Linked DNA regions of Mus musculus: region 1 is linked to region 2. The links are chromatin contacts, found by Hi-C or POLR2A ChIA-PET in ENCODE. All regions are on one chromosome and are shown on one strand. The core of a region is the stretch at or near the end of the contact, and the rest is flanking DNA. Distances in the headings are between cores, read along the strand shown. Region 1 holds the start of Plxnc1 (plexin C1). Region 2 overlaps Plxnc1 (plexin C1).

The links. A loop is a pair of places that touch in the nucleus more often than their neighbours do. ChIA-PET counts read pairs that join two places held with the same protein, here RNA polymerase II (POLR2A).
Region 1: a map of left cerebral cortex shows a loop between it and region 2 (8-fold over the local background). The contact joins the promoter of Plxnc1 here to the enhancer-like site in region 2. A Hi-C loop is called at or near these places in 5 of 37 maps with a recorded cell type or tissue (all left cerebral cortex). POLR2A ChIA-PET finds 5 or more read pairs at or near these places in 2 of 5 experiments (Patski and embryonic stem cell).

Annotation. Positions count from the first base shown.
Region 1 is chr10:94,943,433-94,946,214 of GRCm38, forward strand. Plxnc1 (plexin C1) reads right to left here and starts at 1,413. Exons shown (of 31, transcript NM_018797.3): 1 at 85-1,413. The coding sequence starts at 1,146.
Region 2 is chr10:94,903,534-94,906,435 of GRCm38, forward strand. All of the region lies in intron 4 of Plxnc1 (plexin C1), which reads right to left. Among named protein-coding and RNA genes, the nearest start is that of Plxnc1, 40 kb to the right of the region's middle. Within about 2 kb of position 1,461, at least 1 of the 3 ENCODE cell types and tissues checked has a DNase peak (open chromatin) inside an H3K27ac peak, as active enhancers do; it is left cerebral cortex, where a contact is called at or near this core.

The DNA of each region.
Region 1 (2,782 bases), core at 163-2,662, 40 kb after region 2:
TCTCGGCCAGTCGGTGGTGTAGTGAACCTGAGACTTGGTAAGTGTCACCCAAGACTCCATCTGAACCCCGGGGGCTGGACTTACGCAGTTGTGCTCAGTCGCTTGAAAGTCCCAGCTGCAGCTCCTGGCGTGCGCCTGGATCTCACTCATCCTGAAGAGGCAGAGAGCCGTGGTGGCGGGGGAGCGCCTCTCCTGGCCCTCTCCAGTGGCCGCGCTGAACACGCCGGCCCAGATGTCCACAGCCTCCACCAGGCTGGAGGAAAGCAGTAGGCGGCGGCCCTCAGGGTGGCCGTGGTCGCAGTCGAGGGCAGCCTGGCCCTGGAACAGCACCTCTGTGCTCTGCGCGATGCGCGCCATGCTGGGCCAGCCGGTGGCAGCGCCACTCGTGTAGTTGTAGGGATAGTAGGGGAAGTAGACACTGCCGTTCCAGAGAAAGGCGTCCACGAAGTGCAGGCTGCCCGCACTACCGCGCAGTTTCAGGCGGCCCAGCTCCTGCGTGGCCAGACTGCGCCCCTCCGTGTTCTTGAGCGCGATAGCCGTGTCGCGATCGGATGCTGCGGGGTTGCAGCGGTTCGCGGTCTCCGGCTCCGGCAGCACATAGGTGGCGGCCACCGCCAGGTACCAGAGGTCGGTGCCACTCGCGCGGTACACCACACCAGCCGTCGAACCCTGCGGGTGACATGACACCACCTCGGTGCCGTTGCGCAGGGAGCTGCGGTTCAGGTTGCCCAGGGGCCGCACCTCGCAGGCGCCCCGGTCGAAGGTCCAGCCGGTGAGCAGCAGCCCCTCGAGGCCGGTCGCCCCCTCGCGGTAGGGCAGCAGTAGCTTGCTGAAGCTGCTCCCGGGCCGGGGCCGCGCGGGGGGCGCCAACGAGACGGGCTCCGTGCAGTTGCCCGCTTGGTCCCGGTATAGGCGAGAGAGCCTGTTCTTCAGGCTGTAGTCCAGCTGGTCCAGGCAGCTGCCGCTCGCCACGAACACGCCGTCCGCCCGGCTCGCCGCGATGGCTCCGATGGCTTGCTCAGATCGCCACACCGGCTCGTCCGCGCCCCGGGCGGGCGCTGCCAGCGCCAGCAGATAGGCGATCAGGGGCAACGGTGCGGCGGGGTACGGGGGGCGCGGCGGCGTCTTCCTCCGGGAGACCTCCATGGGGCTAGGGGGGCCGCCCCCGGGCAGGGCGCGCGGCAGCTCGGGCAGCTCAGGCGCGCGGCGACGGAGACGCGGGCGGCGGTGGCGGCGGCGGCGGCTCCTGCGCGCGCTCGGGCTCCCGCGGCCGCCCCATCCCCGCGGCTCGGCCGGGAAGGAGTGCAGGGAGGACGGCGCGCGGCGGGCTCGCTCCGGCAGCCTGTGCCGCGGCGGCAAGCCCTGCGCGCTCCGGAGACGCTTCCTCCTCGTCCGCCTTCGCCGGAGAGTTCCTCTGTGCGGCGCGGGCGCTCGCGGGGAGGCGCGGAGGGGAAGGGAGGGGACGGGCGGAGGGGAGCGAGGCGGGCGGGGAGGGCTGGAGAGGTTGGGTGCGCTTGTGCGTTTCACTTTCCCATTGTGAAAGTGGGATGCAACTGGCCCCTTCCTCATCCTCTTCCTCCTCCGCCCTCCGCCTCTCGCCCGCCCTCCCTCCACGCCCATCTCCCCTCCCTTCTTGATTCGGTGAGATCGGGAGGAGGGAGGTCTCGTAATTTGGGTTACTGTGTAGGTGGCCTCTTTCATCTATTCATAACAAAGCTGAGCCGCCTGCCGCGGCCGCCGCGGCTGCCACCATCGCCCCTTGCTCGCCCCGGGTTCCCCCGGCGCCGGAACCGCGCACCGAGCTGGCTCCCGCGCTCCCCAGCCCGCGGGGCTGCTCCAACGCCCGGGTTTTGTTTACGAGAGCAGCCCCGGGCAAACGCGAGGCTCGCGGAGCCAGGACCCAGGGTCGAACGGGTTGCGGCGGAGGCCCAGGGCTTGAGCCCCTGGGAGGCTGCCAGGGCGGCTGACAGGTGTGGAGCGGCGGGAGGGGGGCCTGAGAGATGCGCCAGGGGGCTGGGGCCAAGCGGGAGGCGGCTGAGGGGGACCAAGACGCCCCTGTGACCGGGGGTGGGTTTCCCTCGGTCAGAGTGAGGTAGGAGAAAGGCGCCACACTCTCGTTGTGGACAATCCCTCGGGCCAGAGCTCTCATATTTGAAAAGGCTCCCTGGTCTCCCTTGGCAACGGAGTCCCAGGCTCTCAGATATAGCACTTAGAAAGTTCTGCTCACTATCTAACCCTAGTGACAAAAGCTAACATTTATTGAGAACTTGCTCCGTTCTGGGCATAGTTCTAAATGCACCATGTAGATTTTGATTCACTTGATGCTTGGGACAAACAGTATTAATTAGTGACTTGTATCAACCCTACTCGGCTTTTGAGAAAGGTCTTGGAGAAGCTATGGAACCTGCCCGGGTACAGCTGTTAGCAAATAGCACAGCAGAGATTCGAATCCACACCTCACACCGGAGCCTCTTACAGGTTTCTTGCTAGTCCAGTGCCACCTGTGGCCACTAAACTACACTCCCCAGAGAATAAAGGCAAAGGTACATTGGGCTCAGCAGCCAGGGCTCGCATCTCAAGAGTCCGGAGCTCTCTTATGTTTCTAGAGGGGCTCCCTCCACCACTTCATCCAGGTAGCAACTGTCAGCTGGGGTGCTCCCCCCTTCCCCCACCTCGCAAGCCACCGAGAATTTCTGGAACAGAAAGATCACTGTGCTCTGGGGAGCAGGCAAGCTCATGTTTTCTCAGAAGTGGGCTTCCCAGAGGCAAGCCTTGGTGCCTT
Region 2 (2,902 bases), core at 211-2,710:
GGGACTGGAGCTAGACTACATGAGCAAAGCAAACCCATGCTTTCTGTTTCAAAGGCAAGATCATCGGCCTCAGGTGCGCCCCAATATTGCCAGGCAACCATACTCTATTTTCTCTCTGTGTGTGTCCTTTACCTGAGCTCCTGTGTGCTTCCTGCTTCCCTTCCTCAGATTTCACGGCTCCCTCTCCCCGGGCTCACACAGACACCTGGCTCCTGCTGGTCTAAGGTCACAAAGAAGGTTCCGAGCAATATGGACATACCCTGAGGTCTGATCTATCTCTACGAGCTCTGGGGTCCACACTACTGTTTCCCTCCCATCCTGGACTGAGGCTACCCTCCCCACTGATGTGATTAGGTCATATTTTCTGTCATCTGCTGAAAGACAACACACCACAATATTCACCCTCCTTCCCCCCACCCCTCTCCTTCCTACCGGAATTTTCCCCAACAACACACACAAAAAAAGCTGGTAGGTGGAGTGTGATTGGGCACATGCGCGCGCGCGCCTGTTTGCGCTTGCTTACGGGAGGGTGTGGCCTCTCATTGAACTTAAGAGCTCATCAATTTGACTGGACTATCTGACCAGTGGACTTCCGGGGATCCTCCTGTCTCCGCTTCGCCAGCACTAGGATTACTGACATACACTAGCATGGCTGACATTTTCAGGTGCTGCAGATACAAACTCAGAGCCTCATGCGTTCAGAGCAGGCACTTTACAGACGGGCTGAGCCATCACCTCTTCAGCTCCAGACACCATTATTCTATGTATGTTAAAACAAAAACAAAACAAAACAAAACAAAACAAAACAAAACAAAACAAAACACCTTCTAAAGTTAGACTGGTGAGATAGCGTGGCAGGTGCTTTTACCTGTCAAGCTTGACAACCTGAGTTTGGTCCCTGGGGTCCATCTGGTAGAAGAGAGCAACTCCCATGAGCGGTCCTCTGACCTCCACACACACTATGGAACGTGCACTATCCCACTCCCAATTAAAATGTAATGAAAAACAAATAAACTTTAGAATCCTAAACTGTCTGGAGTCTACGTTTTGCCTCAGAATCGGCGACATATCTCCTCTACCGTTCCCCATAACACCCCCAAGGAGCTCCTCCACTCACTGCTCATTGTCCTTTTGTAGCTCCAGCACCCTTCCAAAAACGGGCCTCTGTCACAGTCATCGATCGCCCTGTCCTAGTCCAACGGATCCGTTTTCCTTTGACCTCCTTGGCAGGAGCTGGCACAGTACGTTGCTCTCTTCCCCCTTTCCCTTGCCTGGCAACACACTCCTTCCTTAAACGCTGTCTCTCCCCTTTCTGATCCTTCCTCATGTTTTCCCCACCCCTTCTGTTTCTAAACATCATAGTACTTGAGTGCTCTAGTACTTGAGTGCTCCCGTACTTCAGCACTCAGCTCTTGAACATCTCTTTCCAGCTAGCACCACCCCTGCCCCCTGCTCGGATACTATTAAGGCTTCTGAAAGGACCATCAAAATACAACCAACTCCAAAATTCTATTACCAACTTGGGCATCTCCCACCAACTCCTGACTGAAGCTTGTTAAACAAGTAGTCACGGCTATTTAAACACCACCACTGTCACCACCATCCATGAATGAACTCCTGTCCAGAGCTCTCCAAAGACACACAGAGATGCAACATAAATGGAATGGATCTTTAAAAAAAAAGAAAAGAAGAAAAAAAAAAGAACTACAGCAACCATATAATACTGGCTGTGATCAGTTAATTTCTTCAAGTCTACTCTTGGGCATGTGACAAGAAGAAAAGGCTCCTACCCCAATTACAATTATTCATGAGAATTTTCTTGGCCCTGTTTCTTTTGTCTGCCAGAGATTCTGAGGGAAGGAGCCCCCGCAAGGGGGTGCAGAGAGGAGGGCAGCCACAGTCCTAGCTCTTGCAGCAGCTAAGATTGTGACTTCCTCCATGAAGAACTCTTAATCCATTCCATCTCCATATTTTTAGTTTGTTTCCCGAGCCTCTCCCTTACATCATAATCACCCTCTCCATTCACGCTCCCTACCCCCCCCCCCGCACCCCCCCCCAGGAGCTCTCTAATTTACTTCTCTATCGCCCTTCATTCCCCCTACCGTCCCTTCGCTCTGCCCTCCGCCTTTCCCTACCTGCTCTGCTCTTTTTATTTTTATTTTTAATCTGTGTTCACCTTTAAAAAACAGAAAGCACCAATCTGACAGCCACTGCTATGTGGCTTGTTTTTTTCCCCCCTCTCATTCCTGCCTGAGCTGCAGTGAAGGCTCTTTCCTCCTTGCTTCTATAGCGAGAGCTGGAGTACTGGGTTACCATAGCAACAGTGAATCCAACCAGGCTGGTCCCAGCGACGATGCTAAGAACTGCCATGGAGAGGAAGCCGCTACAAGTCGCCCTTGAGCCTAGATGGGTCGCATACATCGTAATTCAAGACCAAGCTGGGCAGATTCTGCCTGGAGACTGAGATTGTACATCAGGCCCAGGGCTATATGGTGTGCAAGAAGACAATGCCATTAATAATAAGGCTTCCGCCGAGCGAGCAGAATACACGGCATGATGAGGATTCATTTGAAAAATTTCAAACGTTGCTATTCTTTTTATCGTCTCCAAGGGCGAACCTTTTGCCTCTCTCTGAAGTCTTGGCTAACTTGGTAGGAAATAAAAAGCAAACCCACCTGCACTAGCCTCTCCCGTCTCAAGTCACGGCCCAGACCGGGTGGCCCTGTGTAGCCTGGGTCAAATGACTTGATACTGACATGGCAAGAACCATCTTTAAGAATGAATTATGGTTACATCGTACATTGCAGTCCTGGAGAGCTCTGCTTCGTCACAGCGTGGAATGGATCATTAAAGTAGGGCAACAAGTGTTGGGCCGCATGACACTTTCTGAAAAAAAAAATGT